2 separate regions of the Homo sapiens genome follow, and region 1 is linked to region 2. The links are chromatin loops, found by intact Hi-C in ENCODE. Cell type or tissue: heart left ventricle. All regions are shown on one strand. Each heading gives the region's core, and the rest is flanking DNA. Links, peaks and the distances in the headings are about the cores only.

Region 1 (10,432 bases), core at 1,486-9,485, 54 kb after region 2:
TTGGGTGTCAGCTCAGGCAGCCCTATGGTCGCCAGGTGCATGTGGTCATCTCTGCTTTGTAGGTGAGACTGTTGGGTCTGGAGACACTGGCTTAAGTCCTCACTGCTGTCTTCACAGAGGCCAGGGCTCCAAAGCCCCAGGGGAAATCTGCCAAGGAGGACTTGTGCTCAGTCCTATCAACCTGTGGGTAACAGACCTTTTGGTGTTTCAGGATTTCCATGGAGCTGTCATGAGGGCCTTGGATGACATGGACCATGAAGGCAGAGACACATTGGCCCGGGAGGAGCTGAGGCAGGGCCTGAGTGAACTCCCAGCCATCCACGACCTTCATCAAGGCATCCTGGAGGAGCTGGAGGAAAGGCTGTCAAATTGGTGAGCAGTCCCTGGACCCCCGGGTTCCACTTTTGTTGCACTGGGGGAATGGAGACGGATAAAAACACCACCATATGAAATAGTATCTCCATTTGATTGATGGGAAAGCCGAACTCCGAAGTGTTAAGTCATTTGCTCAAAGTAAAACAACTGTGCAAGGGTTGAGCTGGGATCTGCACCCAGGGATGTGACTCCAGGCCCCCTGCTTCTAACCCTGCGTTGGTTACAAGGCTGAGTTCTCACTGTCCCATCCCCATTCCTGGCTGCAGGGAGAGCCAGCAGAAGGTAGCTGACGTCTTCCTGGCCCGGGAGCAGGGGTTTGATCACCACGCCACTCACATCCTGCAGTTCGACAGGTACCTAGGTCTGCTCAGTGAGAATTGCCTCCACTCTCCCCGGCTGGCAGCTGCTGTCCGTGAATTTGAGGTGGGTCCCTTGGTCCTCTGAGACCCTGCTGTAAGGATGCAGGGGTTGAGGTGGGCGAAGGGCTTAATGCAAATCAGTGGGACATCTTGGTAGGTGTGGGGCTGGGGAGCAGACAGGGAAGACCTGGCCAGAGGGATGAGAGGATGACCCATCAGGGAGGAGAACCCAGAATTCAGAACATCCGCTGTTGGGCAGCAGATGACAGTGCAGTGAGTGCCACCCAGTAAGGGTCTCAGGGTAGTTTTCTTGTCTCAGTTGAAAAGCACCAACCAAGCCAGAGCCCCAGCCGTGGAGTGTTCAAGGAAATTCCCAACACTAGCCACAAACTGGGGATCTAGTTTTCCTGGGCAGAAAAAGGGGGAGCTTTCCTCCATTGCTAACATTAAGAGCAGGGCAGGGACTAGGAGAGGCTTGATACTGAGTGTAGCACCAACTGGGAGCATGATGGAGTGAGCAGTTACAGCAGGGCCGGGCTAATCCAGGAGGGCTTCCCGCAGGAGGAGAACCTGGTTTTGGAGATGAGGGAGAAGTTCAGCTGGCCCGGGAAGAGGTGTGGATGGGACAGTGTATATGGGCTGCTGTGAGCATGGTGCCTTCAGGAGGGGTTTCTGATAAGGTTTTTCCTTCCCTGTCTTGAGAGCAGCAGAGTGTACAAGGAGGCAGCCAGACTGCGAAGCATCGGCTGCTGCGGGTGGTTCAACGCCTCTTCCAGTACCAAGTGCTCCTCACAGGTGGGCCCCACAGGAGATCAATGGGGACTGAGGCGGCAGGGCAGGGAAGGCCCCTGAGGAGGGGTGGAGGGGACTGTGGTGACCTTGCCTCTGACCATGTCAGGCAGGTGTTGGGGAAGGGTGACCTCTGCCATCACCTTTCCCTCCAGTTGAGCTTTGAGCCCTCTGAACCACCTCCTGCCACCTTAGAACGCTCCCTCCAGTGGCCACCCCTGATCCTAAAACACAAAAACCCAACGACACCCCTCCCCAGCTTGCACTTCCTCCCTGCCTCAGCTGGCCATCTCCTCATTTCACTGAAGCCACGCCTGTCATCAAAGTCCTCTTGGCCATATGAGTGGACATTTTCAGCCTTGGACCTGCTGGACCCACGACCACTTCCTGCTTCTCGAGTCCTTTCCTCCGCGGGTTTCTGTGGTATACTCTCTCCCACTTCCCTCCCATCTCTCTGTCCCTTCTCTGTCTGTGTTGGTGGCCTCCCATCCTCCACTGCTCCATAAACGTCAGAGCTTCTCAGGACTCAGTCCTGGGTCCCCTTCCCTTCTCTCTTTATGCCCTTTCCCCTATCTCTGCCTGCTGGAAACACCCACTCCTCTGTTCTGAGCTCCAGACCCATTTATTCAGCTGCCTCCCAAATAGACAAAGACCCCTGATGTCCTAATGAGAGAGACAGACAGTACATATGTAGGCATGGATATGTAATTCCAGGTAGCAACTGGGGCTCCTCAAAAATACATTAGGGCCAAGGACTAGAGAATTCATTCATCTAATCCAAGAACTATTTATTGAGCACCTACTATGTACCAGGTCCCATGCTGGATGCTGGAGATGCAGCAGTAAATCGAACAGCAAACTCAGTGACACTGTAGAGCTTACACCCTAGACAAGCAAATAAGAAAGCCAAAAGATAATGTCTGTTAAGAACTCTTAAGAAAAATAAAGCAAGTTAAGGAGACAGAGGGAACAGGGCTGCTGTGTTAGCGATCAGGGAAGACCTCTCTGAGGAGGCGGCATTGGACAGAGATCTCAGTAAAGCAAGGACATGAGCCATATGAAGATCTGAAGAGAGTGCCAGGCAGAGGGAACAGCAAGTACAAAGGCCCTGGGGTAGGACCAAGCTTGGCACATTCAAGAAAGCCATCATGGCCAGAATAGAACGAGCAGATGGAAGAGCAGTCACTGGGGAGGGGCTGGAGGATGTGGAGCCTGGAGAGTATGAATGCACTACAGGTTCCACACAACACACTCGGCTGTGCTGATTGCCATGTCTGTCGCCCCCAGTGGGCTGTGATGGATTCACCTTGTTGTGTCTGTCTCCAAGGCATGGCCCAGTGCCAGGCAGGTGCTCAATGGGTATCTGTTGGATAAGTGAGGGACAAGCAGCTGTGGCAGCAATGCTGACAGTGGTCCTGGGGGCCTGGTTTCATGCTAATGTGGTATTGTGATGGGGCCAGCAGGGGAGAGAGGGTGGATGCTTCATTCTTCCAACTCTGGCAAGAGAGGGGGTGGCCACAGTTGTGGGCAGGAGGGGCTGACCTCACCAGTAGCTGACTCCTGGTTCTTATCCTGCCAACAGACTATTTAAACAACCTTTGTCCGGACTCCGCCGAGTACGACAACACACAGGGTGAGTCCAGCGTGAATGCGGAGGGAGGTACTCAAGCCTGCTCTGCCTCCTTGCGCCAAAGCCTGGACCCTGCCCCAATTCCAAGGCCCAGGATATAGTCCCCTCCCCACCAGCTGGGTGGGTTCTGCATATGACACATCTTGGACTTCTGTGAGAGCCCACAGCTCTTCTGAGATGGGTCCCCTGTCACCTCAGCTGTGGGGACATCCTAGGACGGGAGGACATCCCGTCAGAGGGGATGGGGGAGTCACCAGAATTTGGTGATAGGAGGGGTGGTGCCAGGTCTGAAAAGCTCACCACAGTCTCCCTGTTTCCTCCCAATTCGATGTGGCTGTCCCTGTGTATCACCTGCCAGGGTGGTCACTATTATAACATATTCAGTTTACAGCCAGGGAAACTGAGGCATGCATGACAGTGGTCAAATCACTGTCAAGGTCACCTAGGCAGTAGTGGCCAAGCTGGGCTTGAGGCCTGTGACCTGACACTACAGTGGGGAAAATTGATGCCCCTCTTGCAATGGCCCAACTCCTGCTCTGTGTCCCTCCCCAGGTGCACTGAGCCTCATCTCCAAAGTCACAGACCGTGCCAACGACAGCATGGAGCAAGGGGTGAGTGCGGCCTGGCGGCCCCCTTCCTCAGACACAGGTTCCAGGCACCTCCCCACCAGCTCCGGTCAGCCTTCTGATGCCCCACTCCTAGGGGCTGCAGGCAACCGTCTCTCTTGTGGGACTCTGCAGAGAGCCGTGGGTTCTGGCTCTGACTCTTGATGTGTGACCTCAGGCGCTGTGTGCCCCTCTCTGCGCCTCCAGTTCACTGTTCAAACAATGAGAGGAATGCCCCGACTGTGGTCTGAGGCCACCCCCATCAGCACCTGGGGTGCTTTGTAAACTCCTAGTTCCTGGGCACACGTTGGATCCTCCCAGTCAGAGCTTCTGCATGTAGGATCTAGAGAGCTGCATTTTTAACAAGCACCCTGGGTAAATGTTAGGACCACAAAAGTTTGAGAATCACTAGTCCACTAGAATATGTGGCTCTAAGCACAGATCTGATTCTGACTGTGTGACTCTGTCTGCTAGAGGGCAGAGTTGATCCCGCATCCCAGCTCCATTCAGGTGGTCACCACATGCTCACTGTCCTGCTAAGCTGTAGGCATGCCAGCGCTCTGTGTTGACAATGGTTCCAAGCCCGAGTCCTAGGTCACTGGAAAAGAGTTCAGTGACCAGGTAGTCACATCTTCTGCAGGCACAGAAGGGAGATGATGGCCATGTGTGCCGAGGAGGTGCTATACTTTGCTGTGGCAGAGACACAGTGAGTCATCCACAGGCAGAAGAGGAAGGGAAATTGCATTTATTGGACACCTGCTATGTGTCAGACCTTGTGCTGTGTTGGGGAGTGGAGATACAAGCCCTTGAGGAAACCTCCGCTTAGTGGAGTAACTAAATATGTGGATGCAAATGACCATGATAGATGTCATGGGAGAGAATGCCACAGGGTTCAGAGAAGGGAGGTGGCCCTTCCAGCCGAGGTTGCCAGAAGAGATGATACGGGCCAGGTGTGGTGGCTCACGCCTGTAATCCCAGCACTTTGGGAGGCCGAGGCAGGTGGATCACTTGAGGTCAGGAGTTCAAGACCAGCCTGGCCAACATGATGAAACCCTGTCTCTATTAAAAATACAAAACTTAGCCAGGTGTGGTGGCACACACCTTTAGTCCCAGCTATTTGGGAGGCTGAGGCTAGAGAATCGCTTGAACCTGGGAGGCGAAGGTTGCAGTGACCCGAGACCATGGCATTGCACTCCAGCCTGGGTGACAGAGTGAGATTCCATCTTAAAAAAAAAAAAAAAAAAAGTTGACCTGGAGGTGTCCCCATAGGGAGGATTTGCACACATGCCAGGAAGGCAGAGAGAGAAAAGGGGTGATAGGAAGAGGGGCTGGCCTGGGCAAAGACATGGAGGTTGGACGGTGCATGTTGGAGTTCAGAGAGCCACCTGCTAGGTGGCTAGGCGTTGGGGACAGGATGGCAAGGTAGCATCAGAGTCCAGGGAGAGAGGTCGGGCTGGCTGGTGAAGGGTAGACTGAGAGTGGAGGCTGAATCAGCTAGGTATGAATACACAGGCCAGTTTCCGGGCCGTTTTCCATGTGGGTCAGACATGCCCTTTTAATCTTTAAGGTCCTCTCTTCTCTCACTCTGCTCTGCACTGACCTCCCTGCCCCTCCTCATTTTGGCATCTTGTACATACAGTGAGAGTCCCTCAACACAGCCAAAAACTAGAGGTGCTTTGGGGTCCAGCACCCTGTCGAGGAATAGCAGCAGATGGGCTGGGTTCTCCACATTTCCCTTTAGCCGGGGCTGCCTCTGCTTCCAGAGAGAAAAACTAGGTCAGGCAGGGATACATCTTCCCTCCTACGGGGAGCTTGCACACACAGCCCCACCCAGAGGAGGAACCGGAGCAGCCGACGGCCAGACACCCTCTTGGCTTTCTCCAAGGCTGAAGTTGGACGCTGTGCTGGGAAGCAGGGGCCAGCTGTGGACAGCTGCACCAGGCCTGCTCTGGACCAGAGGCCCCTAGCCCATGCCTGCTTGGATTGGGGAGGAGCTCTGCCTGGGACATTTACTCTTTTGCAGTTTGGAGGTATTAAGTACATTCACACTGTCATGCAGCTGTCATCCCATTCATCTCCAGAACTTCTCTTCCCAGACTGAAACTCTCTCCCCATTAAACTCTAACTCCTCATTCCAGTCTGCACCCCAGCCGCTGGTAACCATCATTCTGCTTTCTGAATAGACTTTATTTTTTAAAACAATGTTTAAAAGCAATGTTAAATTTACAGAAAAGATTGAGAAGATAGTACTGAGAGTCCCCATGTGTCCCCCACACAGTGTTCTCTGTTATGAACATCTTTATTATTATTATTATTATTATACTTTTAGGGTACATGTGCACAATGTGCAGGTTAGTTACATATGTATACATGTGCCATGCTGGTGCGCTGCACCCACTAACTCGTCATCTAGCATTAGGTATATCTCCCAGTGCTATCCCTCCCCCCTCCCCCCACCCCACAACAGTCCCCAGAGTGTGATGTTCCCCTTCCTGTGTCCATGTGATCTCATTGTTCATTTCCCACCTGTGAGTGAGAATATGCGGTGTTTGGTTTTTTGTTCTTGCGATAGTTTACTGAGAATGATGATTTCCAGTTTCATCCATGTCCCTACAAAGGACATGAACTCATCATTTTTTATGGTTGCATAGTATTCCATGGTATATTAGTATGCTACATGTGTTACATTAACACACAAATATTGGTACAGGATTATTAACCGAAGACCCTAGCTCATTCAGATTTCCTTAGTTTTGCCTGGTGTCTTGTTCTAGGGTCCCTTCCAGGACCCCACATGCTGTTTAGTGGTCCTGTTTCCTTAGGCTCCCCTTGACTGCAGTAGTTTCTCATTTTCCTTGCTTTTGATGAGCTTGACAGTTTTCAGGAGTACTGGTCAGGTATATGGCAGGACGCCCTTCTGGTGGAAATGTCTGGTGTTTTTCTCATGATTAGACTGGGTATATGGCTATTTGGGAAGAGGCTCACAGAGCAAGGTACTTTTCATCCCATCATATGAAGGGCACATACTAGCAACAGGATTTACCACTGTTGATGTTGACCTTGGTCACCTGGCTGAAGTCACCTGGTGGCAGGTTTCTCCACTGTGAAGCTGCTCTGTCTCACCCCTGCCTTTTCCATGCCCTTTGGAAGAAAGTCAGTTTGTGCAGCCCATTCTTAGGAGCGGGGGGTTATGCTCCCTCCTCTTGAGGGCACCATATCTACCTAGGTTATGTGGAATTCCTCTGCCTGGGAGATTTGTCTCTTCTCCCTCATTGGCTAGTGTATCTAGTCATTATATATAAAGAAGTCATTTATATCAGTATGGACTGTTATAATCCAACACTTCCTTATTTATTTTATTTCTCAAATTGTTTCAGCTTTGGCTATTGGGAGCGTTTTCAGTTGGTTTCTGTGCCCTTTTCACATGGTGTCATCAATATAGATTTCAGGGTGTGTGTGTGTGTTTGTGTTTTGAGAACTTCCTTACTTTCTGGCAGTGCAAGGTGCTCCAGGATCACTCACCTTGTGTATTTCCTGCCCCAGTCTTAGAATCAGTCATTTCTCCATGGAGCCCTGTTTGCATTAATTGGATAATAATACTAACAGCCAAGATACAGGCATTAGGTGCACTTACTGGTAATGTGGTATCATTTCTTTTACACCTCCTTAGCTGACAGCAAAGAAATATATGTGTATACCAGCTTTTGCATATACCCATATCTGTAGATATTTCCATACATAACCATCTGTATCTGAATATTAAACTAACCATGAGTTTTATTTTATTTTTTTGTAGAGATCGAGGTCCCACTATTTTGCCCAGGCTGGTGTCAAGCAGTCCTCTTGCCTCAGCCTTCCAAACTGCTGGGATTATAGGCATGAGCCACCATGGCTGGCCTTTATTTATTTTTATTTTATTGTATTTTATGTATTTTTTTTTACCATGAGTTTTTACCAATGTTTCCCATTCTAATCATGACCACACTAGCCTCCTCCCTTGCTTATCTGTAAATTCTCACTCCAACAGTGAGAAGCCTCGTTCCTACCACCCATTAATTTAATTGTTCAATTTACCTTAATTTGTGGAAGATATTTTTCCTGGGTGTAGAAACCTGGATGGACAGTTTTTCTTTGCTGCCACTCCACTGTCTTCTGGTGTACATCGTTTCTGGTGGAAAGTCTGCTGTGATACTCATGAGTATCTGTCTTTGTGTAATGTGTCCCTTTTCTCTGGCTGCCTTTAAGATCTTCTCTTTTGATTTGATTTTGGGAAGTTTGGCTGTGATGCGTCTGTGTGTGTGTGTTGTGGGGGATGGGGTGCTCTTTATCCAGTTGTGATTCTTGAGCTTCTTGGATCTGTGGTTTGTTGTCATTCACTAATTTTGGGAAATCCTCTTGGATGCTCTGTTCTTTTTCCCTGCTCTTTGTGTTTCAGTATGGATCATCTCCACTGATCTGTCTTCAAGCTCATGGAGTCTTTCCTCAGCTGTGTTCCGTTTGCTGCTAAACCTGTCAAAGGAATTCTTTGTTTCTGATACTGATTTTTTACTTTCAAAATTTCCATTGGACGCTCACGTATGGTTTCCATCTCTGCCAAAATCCTCCATCTGCTTGCGGGTGGTGTTCACCTTTCCCACCAGGTCCTTTTACCCACCAATCAGAGCTACTTCAAGGTCTGATGGCTCAGACACCTGTGTCCCTTCTCACTGTGGTTTGATGGAATGCTTTCTCCTCTTGAAAATGAGTTGGGGTTGGGGAGTTTTTTGCTTGCATTTTTGTGTTCCTCATAACTTGTTATTGGAGGCCAGGCATTATGTGTAGAAGCACTGTAGAGACTGAGGTAAATCGTATTTACCCCTCAAGGTGGGGTAAGCCTCTTTTTTGGTCATGGCTGTTCACGGTAGGGTACAGGGCAGTCGGGTCAGTCCAGTCGGCACCTGATCTGGGTTTGGGTTTTGCTGCCGTGTCATCAACCTTCAGTGACTGCCAGGCTTCATGCTTCTCCCGTGGGTGCTGCTGTGACCTGTGGGGTAGGTCAGAGAGCTTTTCTTTCATTCTTGCTCCATATTCAGCTTTTAGCCCTCCCTGCACCACAGGAAGGCCCTCTCCCCATGTTCTTGCTCTTCTCAGAGGCAGGCTACTGCCCTGTGTTACTCAGTGCTGGACTTATGGTGGGCACATGCCTACATCTGAAGCAGGGCCTGTGAGCCGGGCTCTCACAGCATTCCTGTCCCTCCCCTCCATGGCGGCTGAGCTCTGTGGCTCTGTGGCTGGCCTTAGACAGGTTTCTGGCCATCCCCCAGCAAGGTATTGGTGCACAGTACTGGGTCCAAGGGGTTATCGCCCCCGTCCTAGGGTGCAGCTTTCCTCTCTTTCCCTAGAGGAGCAGACCTTTGCCTGGGCTGTGGGGGTGGGAGGTCTCCTGGCCTCCTCCTGGAACTGAAGCCTTGCATGAGAGAAGGCCTGAGGAAGTGGGCAGGGCTTTGCATGTGGCCCCACCTTGCCCCTGCCTTTCTCGTGGGCACGTGGCAGAGACTCGTGGATGAGAGCTTGCAAGTGAGGACAGATTCCCTCGCGTCTGCAGCTCCCCATTACTCTAAACTGGCACCAGCCCACACCTGTCCTTTGAGAATTCATTAACATTTTCGCTGCTTTCTTCTTACCTTCCTTTACACCAGCCACCTCTGCCTCCTGTGTGTCACCAAAGGTGCGGCAGTTCCTGCATCTCATTCCTTTGTGGACGGGCTTGCCAGGTGGAACCCAGTTCACTCGGTTGCCTTGTGACCCCAGCTCTCCCACAGGCTGAAGCATAGTTATGATTTTGAAGGTTATCTGGCTTTTTCACACTACAATGAGAACAGTGTTCTCTTGTACTTCCTACATCTTAAATGGAAATGGAACCACAATTACTCATTTTTTACTACATAGGATTTTATGCCCAAAACCATAGATAATGGAAAGGACTTTTCAGGGCAAATTCTCTACCCACAATGTTCACCTTACAACTTTAGAACCTGCCCTGTGTAAGGTTCAAGGGGCACCTGCCCACAGGGTGGGCGCTTGTTGTATCTAGGATTGTGGGGTGCTGTGCAGAGGAGACAGGGGGCTGTTACTTTACATTTTGTGGCTAACCCAGTGAAGTACTGACAAGGCACACTTATTTTTCTAACCACGAGGCTCCACAGAGTGTGGATCCAGTTTCCTCTGCAGGTGCTGTGTTTCATGGGCTACAAGCCAGGAGGGCCTGAGGCCAGCCTTGGGTCCGATGAAGTCCCCATGCTCCAGACCTCATGAGAGACATAGGCTTAGAGAGCGTAGGAGCAGTTGTCCAGAGAAACACAGGGATGCTGGACAGCACAGTGAGGCCAGGCAGCCGGCTCCACAGCACATAGAGCCATGGTGGTGGCTCCCTGCAGACCCAGGCTCGGATCCCAGTCCTGCCTTGTACAGGAGGTTGGATTTGGGGCAGGCCTTTCCGGGCTTCATTTTTGTCTGAAACAGAAGCAACGCCATGCCTTACAGAGGAGATAAGACGCCTGGTAGGGGCCCTGACCATCTCTCCCTCACCCCATTCCCACCCACAGGAAAACCTGCAGAAGCTGGTCCACATTGAGCACAGCGTCCGGGGCCAAGGGGATCTCCTCCAGCCAGGAAGGGTGAGTGCCGCCACCATG
Region 2 (10,432 bases), core at 886-8,885:
GCCCAGGCTGGGGTGCAGTGGCGTGATCTCGGCTTACTGCAACCTCTGCCTCCTGGGTTCACGTGATTCTCGTGCCTCAACCTCCTGAGTAGCTGGGATTACAGGTATGCACCACCACCACACCCAACTAATTTTTGTATTTTTTAGTAGAGATGGGTTTTCGCCATGTTGGCCAGGCTGGTCTCAAACTCCTGACCTCAGGTGATCTGCTCGCCTCGGCCTCCCAAAGTGCTGGGATTACAGGCGTGAGCCACTGCGCCCAGCTCCCAGGGCGCTTTTCTAACTTCCTTTGAAACTCACAGCAACCCTGTGAGTTGGAAGGACGGGATTCCTATCCCAACCAGACAAGTGAAGAAACTGAGGCTGACAAAAGCGAAGTGGCTTGTCCAGGGTTGCATAGCTAGGGGAGCTGGGATTTGAACCTGAATGTCCTGACCCTTTCAGCTGTAACATTTCTCACATCTTAATAGGCATTAAAAAAAAAAAAAATATATATATATATATATATATATATATATATATATATATATATATATATATATAATGCAGGTTTCCAGGCCCTTCCCCTGAGACTCGGATTCACTGGGTGTGGGGTGTTGCTGCACAATCTGCATTTGTAACAGACTCCCCCAGGCACTCCCAGTTTCCCCCTTAGAGAAACACTGCCCTGTACCGTGTGGCTTCTTAACTAGCTGCGTGGAAAAGTCACCTCCCTTTGGTCAGATCCATTCCAGGAATCTTGGGGCCAAGCTGAAGGCAGAGGAGAAATAGCCTTGGGACCCGACTGACACTGCTGTGTTTGTGCAAAGGAAGGGATAGGGAGAAGGGTCCCTTGGGGACAGCCAGACCAGACAGGCAGAGGTAGGTTGCGGTGCTGAATATCTTGCCTGTCAGTCAGCTTTGGCATAAAACCCTGGCTGCATAGTTCACTGACAGTGTGACTTTGGGCTAGTCACTTCATGTCTCTGTGCCTCAGTTTTCTCATCTATGAAATGGAGCTGATAATTCCTATCTCATAGACTTGTTAGGAAAGCTAAATTGGACAATGTCTAGAAGGAGCTAGCCCAGTGTTGTGCTCGAATCATAAGCCCCAGTCTCTCCTCAATAGACTGCACTCAAATCTTTTTTGTTCCTGGAAAGTCTTGCCCTCATCTCTCCTCTTAACTAAATGCTGCTGGTCTGGTCAGGTGCAGTAGCCCATGGCTGGTGTCCCGTTACCTTCTAAGGTGTGCAAGGAAGTCCCTATGCCTCGGTTCTGGAGTAGCAGGGAAAGGTGGCCACCTCAGCTCAGCTTCTAACTTCTGTGCCTCCTGGGATTTGAGAGTTAGCAGAAATTCTGCCTCCACTCACTCAGAAAATGCCTACAGCTTCTGGGTTTTGGGTGTTTGTGTTCTCTTCTGTCACCTGTACATGCTAAAAAAAAAGCCCTGATGCCTTCACTCCACTGCAGGTCCTTTCCATTGTAAAGGTTCTGAAGGCACCCTTGGATTGGGCTTAGTCTAGACAGCAGGAAGGGTTTCATCCAGCTGCATTCTGAAATCATCCTCAACTTGCTGGCCACATCGACCCCTAACTTATTTTACTCTGAAAGGTTTAAGTTGAAACTACTGAAGTTACTCACTTTGAGGTTGGAAGGGACCTTTAGTGATGGGGATGCCCCTCCCCTTCCCAGATGCTTCAGTTCTCAATAAGCCAGTGCTTGAATACCTCCTGGGGCAGGGTTCTTGCTCCTGCTGCAAGGCTGTTGCATTGTTGCAGTTTTAGTTTTTGGTTCCTTTCCGTACTCTGAAACGTTAAGAAGTTTCCCTGAACTAAGAAGTCTAGGAACAGGTGATGCAGGCAGGGTGGAGGTAGCAAGACTCCATCTACTGAGGCTGGGATGTGGGAGAGTTTATCAAGACAGAGACCCAGACCCTGGAGCCTGGTAACACTTGAAGGTGAACTTTGCATCAGAAACAAGATCCCCAGGGGTGGGCTTCATAGTCATCCCCCCACAGGTCTAGAGCAGTGTTCATTGCCACGTGCTTTGTTTTATAGAACTTTACAGTTTGAAAACTGCCTTTAATACACTTTATGTTCAGACCCTGGGATACAGAAGCAAGTTCCTCAGGTCCTCCCTGACTAGTGGCAGTGTGAATTTCAGAATCTGGAGAGGGGCTATGACTGAAGTTGGGGGACAGGTGGCCCAACAGGTAGACATGAAGGATGTGGAGTGAGGTATGTGCTGCTCAGAGGCTGGGTTTGGGACTGGGTGTGAGTACAGGGATGAGAACTCAAACTCACCAAGCCCCGTGGTTTATTGACATAAAAGTGACTGATTGTTAGAAAACCTCTTCCCTATTTGATGAAACTTCAAGCTTGTTTCATGTCGGAATTATCTCCCAAGTCATTAACTAGGGGCACACCTGTCGTGTTAATTGAACCCGTGTGGCTGGTGCAATCTTCACATGGAAGAAGAAAATGCTTGAAATGTGGGAGAGGCATGTGTGGTTTGGGGGCTCAGGGGCTTCTTTGGGGAGCCAAAAGATTGTACTAGTGAGGATGGGGCTGAGGGAGGAGGGTGCCATCCTCAGGGGCTCTATTTTTCAGCTCATTGCCTCTCTTCCAATGCTTTCTTTCATCCCAAGCCAGAGTTGTCTGTGGGGTGGGTGGTTTTCCCAGCTTTCTATTGTCGTGGTCTCTGTCCTGGCATGTGGGGAGAAGGCTGTGCCAGCTAGCACTGCAGCCAAACTCTCAGAACCCATATTTCAAAGCAATTACTGACTGAAAAAGCAGGCTTAGTTGCATAGCTCATAAATACTTCCAGACACCCGGCCACAGGCCTCAGAAACTGCTCACACGGCACCCCAGGTCCACGGGGGAGTTGCCTGACATGTCCCTGTGCTGGGTCCAGAGTCAGGAGCCACTGTCCAGGTCCTCTTGGTTCATGCAGAAGATGAAGAAGCATTGTCATACAAAGGGGAAACTTCCCAACCGTGGGACCAGAGACCCCATTTTTACTGTGTAACTGTGGGACGCAGGCAGTCACTCAGCCCCCCTGGGCCTTGCTTTCTTCTCTTTGTTGGAGGTGACAATGCCTACCTTACATGTTTGCGGGAAGAATGAACCATGATGAAATATGTGGAGGTGTTTGTAGACTGTGAAGTGCTGTGCAGATCTTAGCTGGGCTGTAAGGAAACCCTTTTCAGCCTGTTCTTAGAGCTGAAGGTAACAGGTTTAGGACAAATCAAGGGAGACTGAACTTAGTGGTCCCCCTCCATCCCTCTGTTTTGTGATATGGGAATGATAATAGCCTGCTGGGAGAGTTGTTCCGAGGAGTGAATGAGATCCTGCTGGTAAGCACTTGGCCAGGACTTGGCACACATAAGCTGTCAGTGTAGCCAGATTATTAACACCATACTGATAAAGACTTTCAGGGCTTATCCTCGAAGATGAGTTTTTGTGACAATTTGTTTGGAAATGCCGACCCCCACCCGAAACACCTAATGTATCAACTGGAACTTTTCTACGTGCTTTTCTGTCTGTTGTCTCATTTTACCTCCCAGCCACCCATGAGATAGAGCAGGGTTTTAGTCTCCATTTTATAGCTGAGGAAACTGAGGCACATAGGAGGGAAGTGTTTTTGTCCGAGATCATGGGGTGAGTTACTGGCAGAGCAAGAGTCTCCTGACTCCTAGAACAGTGCTTCTAACCCTGAACTGCTTTGAAGTTGGAAAGCCGAGCCCAATTAGCATCCCTGGTGGGATGGAGGTCTGGAGACTCAGAGTCTGTCCTGGTTGGAGCTTTCAGTAAACATTAAAAACAGGAACAGCAACATAGCTGCAGTATGTTCTCGTTGTTTTGTATGTATCACTTCACTAAATCCTCACAGCAACCTAATGAGGTCTGTACTGTTACTATCCCTGCTTTACTGATGAGGAAATTGAGGCACAGAAAACTTGCCCAGGGTTGTGTAGCTGATAAGTGGCAAAGAACCAAGTTTTGGAAATCTAGGCAGGCTGGCTGGAGACTGAGCTCCTCCCGGGTGTTCTCACCTTCGAGAGCTCAGTGTGTCATGGTCAGCAGATGAGGCGCTGAGGTGTAGAGATGAGCAAGTCATAACCCTGCCTTTGGCTGTAGACTTGCTGTGTAGCCCAGGACAGATGCCTCCCCTCCTCTCTGAGCCTTGAGTTGTCCATCTGTGGCATGGGGGCATTGGGCTCCCCAGCTCTAGGAAAGGGTAGCCTTTCTCTGGGTCCCTGGGAAGGCCTGAGGTGTGGAGTGGCCAGCTGGAGCCCCGGGCCAGCCATTGTTGCCGGGCTCTGTCAGCCGCGGGGTGTGGCCCCAACACTGCCAGGTCCTCCCCAGGGAGGAAGTGTCGGTGTTTACAGGAAATGCAGGACAAGTCCTGGGAGGTGGGTGGAGGAGGGGCAGCCAGCCACTGTGAGCCCTGAAGACATGTGGGGCTGAGGGCGGTGCCTCTCTTCTCACCCTTTGGACGAGGCTTTTCGTTGTTGTGGGAGGCAAAAGTCCCACTTCCTGGGCAGCCCTGCCCTTCCCCGCGCCTCTTCCCTCCAAGACTGCCACACCCCAAACGCCTGAACCCCAGGACAGCTGACCCCCTCTGCAGGGAGGCTTCTGGGAGCCATGGAAATCTGGTCTGCTTTCTCATCCTTCCCCCTGGCCCTCACTGCCCCCATCTGTTAAGTAGGTAACTTGCTGCAGCCTTAACACCGCAGGGCTCACTGCCCTCATGGAGTACAGAACCCAAATGGGAGAACCAAGATGCAAAAAGGCCAGGCCAGCCCCATGCAGCCCTGGAACCCATGGGGTACAGGTTAGGCACCTCACTTATACCACAAAAAGCTTCCTTAAGAAGTGTGTGAAAATTAAAATCTTGTAAGAAATGGGCTCTATGTTGATTATACTGATAGTATATAGGTTATTTTTTAAATTTATGCAAATAAAAAAGATTATAAATTAACTTATTGAACCTTGAAAGGTACCCACCCATGCAAGTGTAGGACCTAAAGCTTCAGCCCCATTAGCTTAGCTAGTAGTCAGGGAAGGCTTCCTAGAGTAGGATGTAAGGGTTGAGCTGGCCTTGGCAAGGAGAGGACCCTGGGCCCTGGCTGGTGTGAGAAGTCAGATCAGCTCAGGTCAGCAAACACTTTCCAGGCATCCATTCTCATCTGGGCTCTAGGGACCAGCAGAATCACATGCAGCCCCTGCCCTCAGGAGCAGCGTGGATTTATAGGGTTTAGAGCCCTTGGCAAAGGGTGGCATCCTCTGAAAATGCTTCTTCTGTGTTTGGAGTAGAGGAGGCAGATGGAGTTGGGGAAGACCACATGAGTGACATGACAAGAGCATGTGTGCACTATCACGTGTCTGGGTCCAAGTGTGAGGCCCTTCCGTTCTGGGCCTGAGCCTCAGTGTGTCCGTCTCTGTCTGGCCCTGTGTGATGGATTCCCTCTGCGTCCCCCATCCAGGCATCCCACTCCTGCCACAGGTGACGCTCCTGTTCATGTGCGTCAAAAGGCCTGCGCCCACCTGCCCTACAGGTGCTCTGTGCACACTCCTCTGTGTCCTGGCACCTCTCACACATTTTCATGCCTTGTGGGCTGGGAGTCCTGCTCTGCCCTGGTACTGCCCAGCACAGAGGAGGTGACAGTGAACCGAATGAATGGATGTGTCCAGTGTGTGGGTCCAGCCATGGGCCATCTGCTTGTGGTTTTGTCTGAGAGAGGTTGATGGAAGGGGAATATAGCAGAGTGGACCTTGGGCAAGTCATTTAACTTCACAGAGCCTTAGTTTCTCCAACTGAAAGATGAGTATAATAATAGTGCTTACCTCACTAAGTGGTTGAAAGTGCTTCTAACCCTCACTAAGCTGGTTGAAAGGATCAAACGAGGTAGCCCCTGGGACGTGCTCAGCTCAGTGCTTAATAAATGAATAAATACAGTAGAGGTTGCATAGACTCATTGTCAGAGGGGGAGCTCTGAAACCACATTCCCTGTGTTCAGATCCTGGCCCTGAACTTAGCCTCTGTGCACCTGTTTCTCCATCCGTAAAATGGGAGTGTTAATGTCTACAGGATACAGTGGTTGGGAAGAAGCCATAGAGCACCTGGCACTTAGTAAGCCCTAAAAAAAATGCTGGCTTCTGTGTCTGCTGTTGCTGCTGCTTCTGTTGTTAGTATTGGCTGGCTGTGTCTGTGTGGAAGGGAGGGGTGGGAGAAGGGGATTGTTATTCAGACCACCACACTTGGAAACCACAGGCTGCCCCTCTCATAGCTCCTGGCAACTTCAGATGTGGTGTGTGGTTATTAAATTATAGTGTCCTCTGTGAATCTCCAGCTGCTGCATCCTCCCCAGCTGCCTGGGGCAGGAGCAGTGACTCCCCGGCCCTTCCTGCTTCGCCTGTGGTCTGGCTTCCTCTGACTCCCAGAGCGGAGGTTGCAGGAGAAAGATGCGTCTGAGTTTCCTCCTGCTTTGGGCTGGAGTTAGGTGCTCAGGACCCACAACTGTAGAGCTCATCTTGCAGATGAGGAAACCAAGGCAGTCCCCACCACCCATCCTTCAGTATCAGCTGAACCTGTGGGAGAACCAGATCCAGCCTCTGGGGTGCTTCTCCCTCTCCCACCCCTGGCCATATTCCTAGTGATTTAAAAGCGTGGCCTGGTGAGGAAGGAAGCTCGTTTGTCTCCTAATACTTGTCTGGCCACAGTGTTCTCAGCAGTGGCAGCACCTGTGATGCCATTTCAGCGTGAGCCAGGTACTGTGTTATGTGTGCAGACAGAGAGACGCCCTCCCCCTGGGTGATGGGAGGAAGTCACCTCCATCAGCTGGGATGAGATGGGGAAACTGGGATAGGACAGTCATTTGTCGGGCACCTACTGTGTGCACTTCATGGAGGACACAGAAATGCATAGCAAGCCCATGACTGCTACCTTCAAGGAACTTTAATATAGGAACGTAAATTAACTGGAGTCGTTGTAGTAAACTGCAACGGGAGCCCCTCCTGCTGGAGAGACAGAAGGCTTCTTGGAAGAGGTGGTATTTGGGTTGGACCTTGGTTGGGGGGGCAGTGGTGGGTGGGAGGGATGGTGTTGGGCAAGTGCAGGGGAGGGTGGGAAGGAATTCTGTAACAGTCTTGGAAGGGGGATAGATGGGAAACTGCAAATGTATGCATGGGCCAGGGAGTTGGTTTGGCTGTGTAGGCTGGTCGGTAATGCCAAAGATGTGGCAGGAATCACTCTGGCAAAATTCCTCAGCTTTGGACATAAAATAAAGCCACAGCGCGTCGTGGTGAGAAGGGCTTCTAGTTCTAGTTCTCTTATTTTACAGATGGGGAAACTAAGGCCCTTGGAGGGGAAGGGGCCCACACTGGTGACAGAGGTGGGACCAGAACCCAGGTCTGTAAGCGTTGAGGAGCTCTGCCTGTTGAATTCAGACTGCCTGTAGCTCAGACGGACTCTAGTAACATAAAACCAGCAGGTACTGTGTTACACAGGTCGTATACCTCATTTACAGATGTCATCTCATCTGATCCCTACATAGACCCTCATAGACCTTGGGAATTTAAGGACTGATATCATCTCCATGTTATAGATGAGGAAACTGAGGCAGGCAGGTTAAGCAACTTACCCAAGGTCATTGGGCTGATAAGTGGCAGAACTGGGTCTTGGCATCAGACAGTCAGGTCCCAAAATGTATGCCCTTTACCACTGTCCTTTACTGCAGTCCCAGAGATGACCAAAATGTTAGAGCCAGTGGTTATGGCTAGGCCAGGCCTGTGACCCAACAGTGTGGCAGAAATGCTGGCTCCAGCCTCTGCTGCCAGCATCACTACCTCAGGTTGCCCAAGGCACTTCCAGTGTCCCAAAGACAGAGCCTGAGACACCATCACAGTGGTAGGTTTGTGGCTCCGGCTTACATATTGTTCTTGAATGTTACCTCTTTATGTTATAATTTTATGAGGTTCCTGAAGATCTTCTAAAAGTTTAAATTCCCCCCCACCCCCACTAGACTTCTGAGCCTCACTTGATTATCTGAAAATAAAGCCTTCATGGTCACAGTTGTGTTTCCCTTTTTCTCTTTGGCTAGGAAAAATAGTGTTTGCTCAGGTTGGGAGGAGGCTGAGATGGAATCAGAAAAAAACAAAATTCTTTGAAAATCCTTATAAAGCCACTTCAAACCCACTAGGATGGCTAAGATAAAAAAAAAAAAGGCAGACAATAACAAGTGTTGACAAGACTGTAGAGAAATTAGAACCCTCATACACTCCTGGTAGGAATGTGGAATGATACAGCCTCTTTGGAGTACAGTCTGGTAGTTCTCAAAACATTAAATATAGATTTATCATATGACCCAGCAATTCCACTTCTAGGTATATACCCAAGAGAAAGGAAAATATGGCTATACAAAAATGCGTACACAGATATTCACAGCAGCATTATACATGATAGCCAAAAAGAAACAATTCAAATGTCTATCAGTTGAATGGATAAGCAGTATGATCTGTCCATACTGTGGAATATTACTCAGCCATGAAAAAGAATGAAGAGCTGACACATGCTACAAAATGGGTGGACCTGGAAAACACACTAAGTGAAAGAATCCAGACCCAAAAAGCCTCATACTGTATGATTTCATGTAATGAAATGTTCAGAATAGGCAAATCCGTAGAGACGGGAAGTAGACTAGCGGTTGCCAGGGGCTGAGAGGCCTAGCAAGGAGTGAGGTTTCTTTTTGGATTGATGAAAATGTTCCAAAATTAGATAACGGTGTTGGCCACACAACTCTTTCAAATATACTAATATACTAAAAAGCACTGAATTGTATTTTAAAGGGGCATATTTCATGATATGTGACTCATATCTCATTAATGCTATTATAAAAAGAAAGCAAACCCCTCTGAAACCACTGATGCTGCTGCGTTTTAAGAGGAGGGGTGGGGATGTCTCTGGTCAGAAAACAAGGATGAACTTTTGTTTTTACTTAGTGAGAAATGGAAATTGAATTTTTTTAAAAGTCTCTCCTTCGGTCATGTTTCTGGGAACCATTACAATGCTATCCCTTGGCTGACCCTGGGTGCAGGAGGCATTCTCTCCGAGAGGCGTGAAAGGGAGCCTCACTTCAGACACGACGAGGCACCAGGCAGGCAGCGTTCTCAGGGCCTGGCCCCCAGGCTGTGGGATGTGTGTGTCTGGTCTCAGCACACAGTTTCATATGTCTGGGTGTTTTGTGCTTTGACCCATGAGTCCAGCCTCCACCTCAGTTTTATAGATGTGGAAACTTAGCCTCCCCAGGACAGCCACGACGTAGCCCAGATGACGCAGGGTTTCCTGAGGAATCCAGGACCCCCAGTCCTCTTGGGCTGTTTCCACAGTATCACATTTGCGCTGTGCTTTGTCTTCCGTGGTCCCAGTTACAGTGCAAATGATAGCTCCATCTGCAAAGATTGCAATGTCCCTGTGAGGACAAGGAAGCATCAGAGCAGAAGGGGTCACCAGGGGAAGTCCTGGAGGGACTGTTTAGTACTGGGAAGGTGCTGGGGTGCTGAGGGGTGAAGGATTCAGCAAAGGAGTGGAGCGAATGTCTGAGGGTTTAGAAATCCCTATCCCGTATCCAGCCCTCCCCTCCGCCCACTTACAAGCTCTTCCAGCTATTCTGCTAATTGGGATACTCATTCTCACCAGCCTGTCTCCTCCATTTCAAACTTTCCAGCTCCCAGAGAGCTCAGCCCCGAAGCCCCCTTCCCCTCCCTGCTGGGCTGGTGAGCTTCAGAAAGGTCCCAGCCTGTCTCGGAGGGGCTGGGAGAAGTTACGTCTGCAATCTGGCCCCATTTGCATGAATCTCCACACCAGTGAGGATGGAATTTGAGGTTGGAGTGCCCACTGAGAGATTCCCAGGGGGAAAAGCGTTCCTTTTTTTTTTTTTTTTTTTTTTTTTTTTTTTACGAGTTATTAGGCCCTTTTGGCTGTGCTCAGAGTTATGGCTCCCAACCAGCGTTACATAGGACGGAATTAAATGGTCAGAGTTGGACAGCACCAGGCCGGGTTACACAGCGTTCATCTCCCCACGTGGAGGCACATATCCTCTTACAACTCTAGGCTGCCGAAAAGGACTAGGCTCATTTGGAGCCTAGTCCTTTGGAAGGACATTTGGAAGGTCGTTTAAGGTAACAGCCTCTGAGCAGCTTTAATTGATATTCCCTTTACAGCACAAGTGGACTCAGAGGGTGGATACAGTCCCAGGGAGACTAGGCGGGGGGTTTAGAATTTGGCCCTTCTGCAGGCTCTTCAGAGCTGGCCAGAAAGGACCTGCTGTATGTCAGCCCCTGGCTGCTTTCACCATCGTGTTCTTATTGACTCCCACCGTGAACCTCCATAGTTATCACCACCTTATAGGTAAGAAACAGAGAGGTTGAGTGGCTTGCCTGAGGTCACACA

What was found. Hi-C counts contacts between places; a loop is a spot of excess contacts. Peaks named below come from ENCODE experiments on the same cell type or tissue, not always from the same donor. Only the 100,000 strongest peaks of a DNase experiment are listed, where the experiment ranks them.
Region 1: it touches region 2 in a loop (2.3-fold over the local background); 10 of 110 quality-filtered maps call a loop at or near these places.

Annotation. Positions count from the first base shown.
Region 1 is chr3:14,897,298-14,907,729 of GRCh38, forward strand. It overlaps FGD5 (FYVE, RhoGEF and PH domain containing 5), which reads left to right. Exons shown (of 20, transcript NM_152536.4): 5 at 212-372; 6 at 642-798; 7 at 1,442-1,529; 8 at 3,106-3,156; 9 at 3,706-3,764; 10 at 10,343-10,414. Among named protein-coding and RNA genes, the nearest start is that of NR2C2, 45 kb to the right of the region's middle. RefSeq lists enhancers at 2,551-3,434, 3,435-4,317. In heart left ventricle, for the core only: a CTCF peak has its summit at 5,589; a DNase peak (open chromatin) is centred at 5,664; H3K27ac peaks cover 365 bases.
Region 2 is chr3:14,843,730-14,854,161 of GRCh38, forward strand. The region is part of intron 1 of FGD5 (FYVE, RhoGEF and PH domain containing 5); the gene reads left to right. Among named protein-coding and RNA genes, the nearest start is that of FGD5, 30 kb to the left of the region's middle. RefSeq lists an enhancer at 4,233-4,527. In heart left ventricle, for the core only: no CTCF peak of the experiment used is centred there; a DNase peak (open chromatin) is centred at 4,352; H3K27ac peaks cover 5,097 bases; H3K27me3 peaks cover 1,914 bases.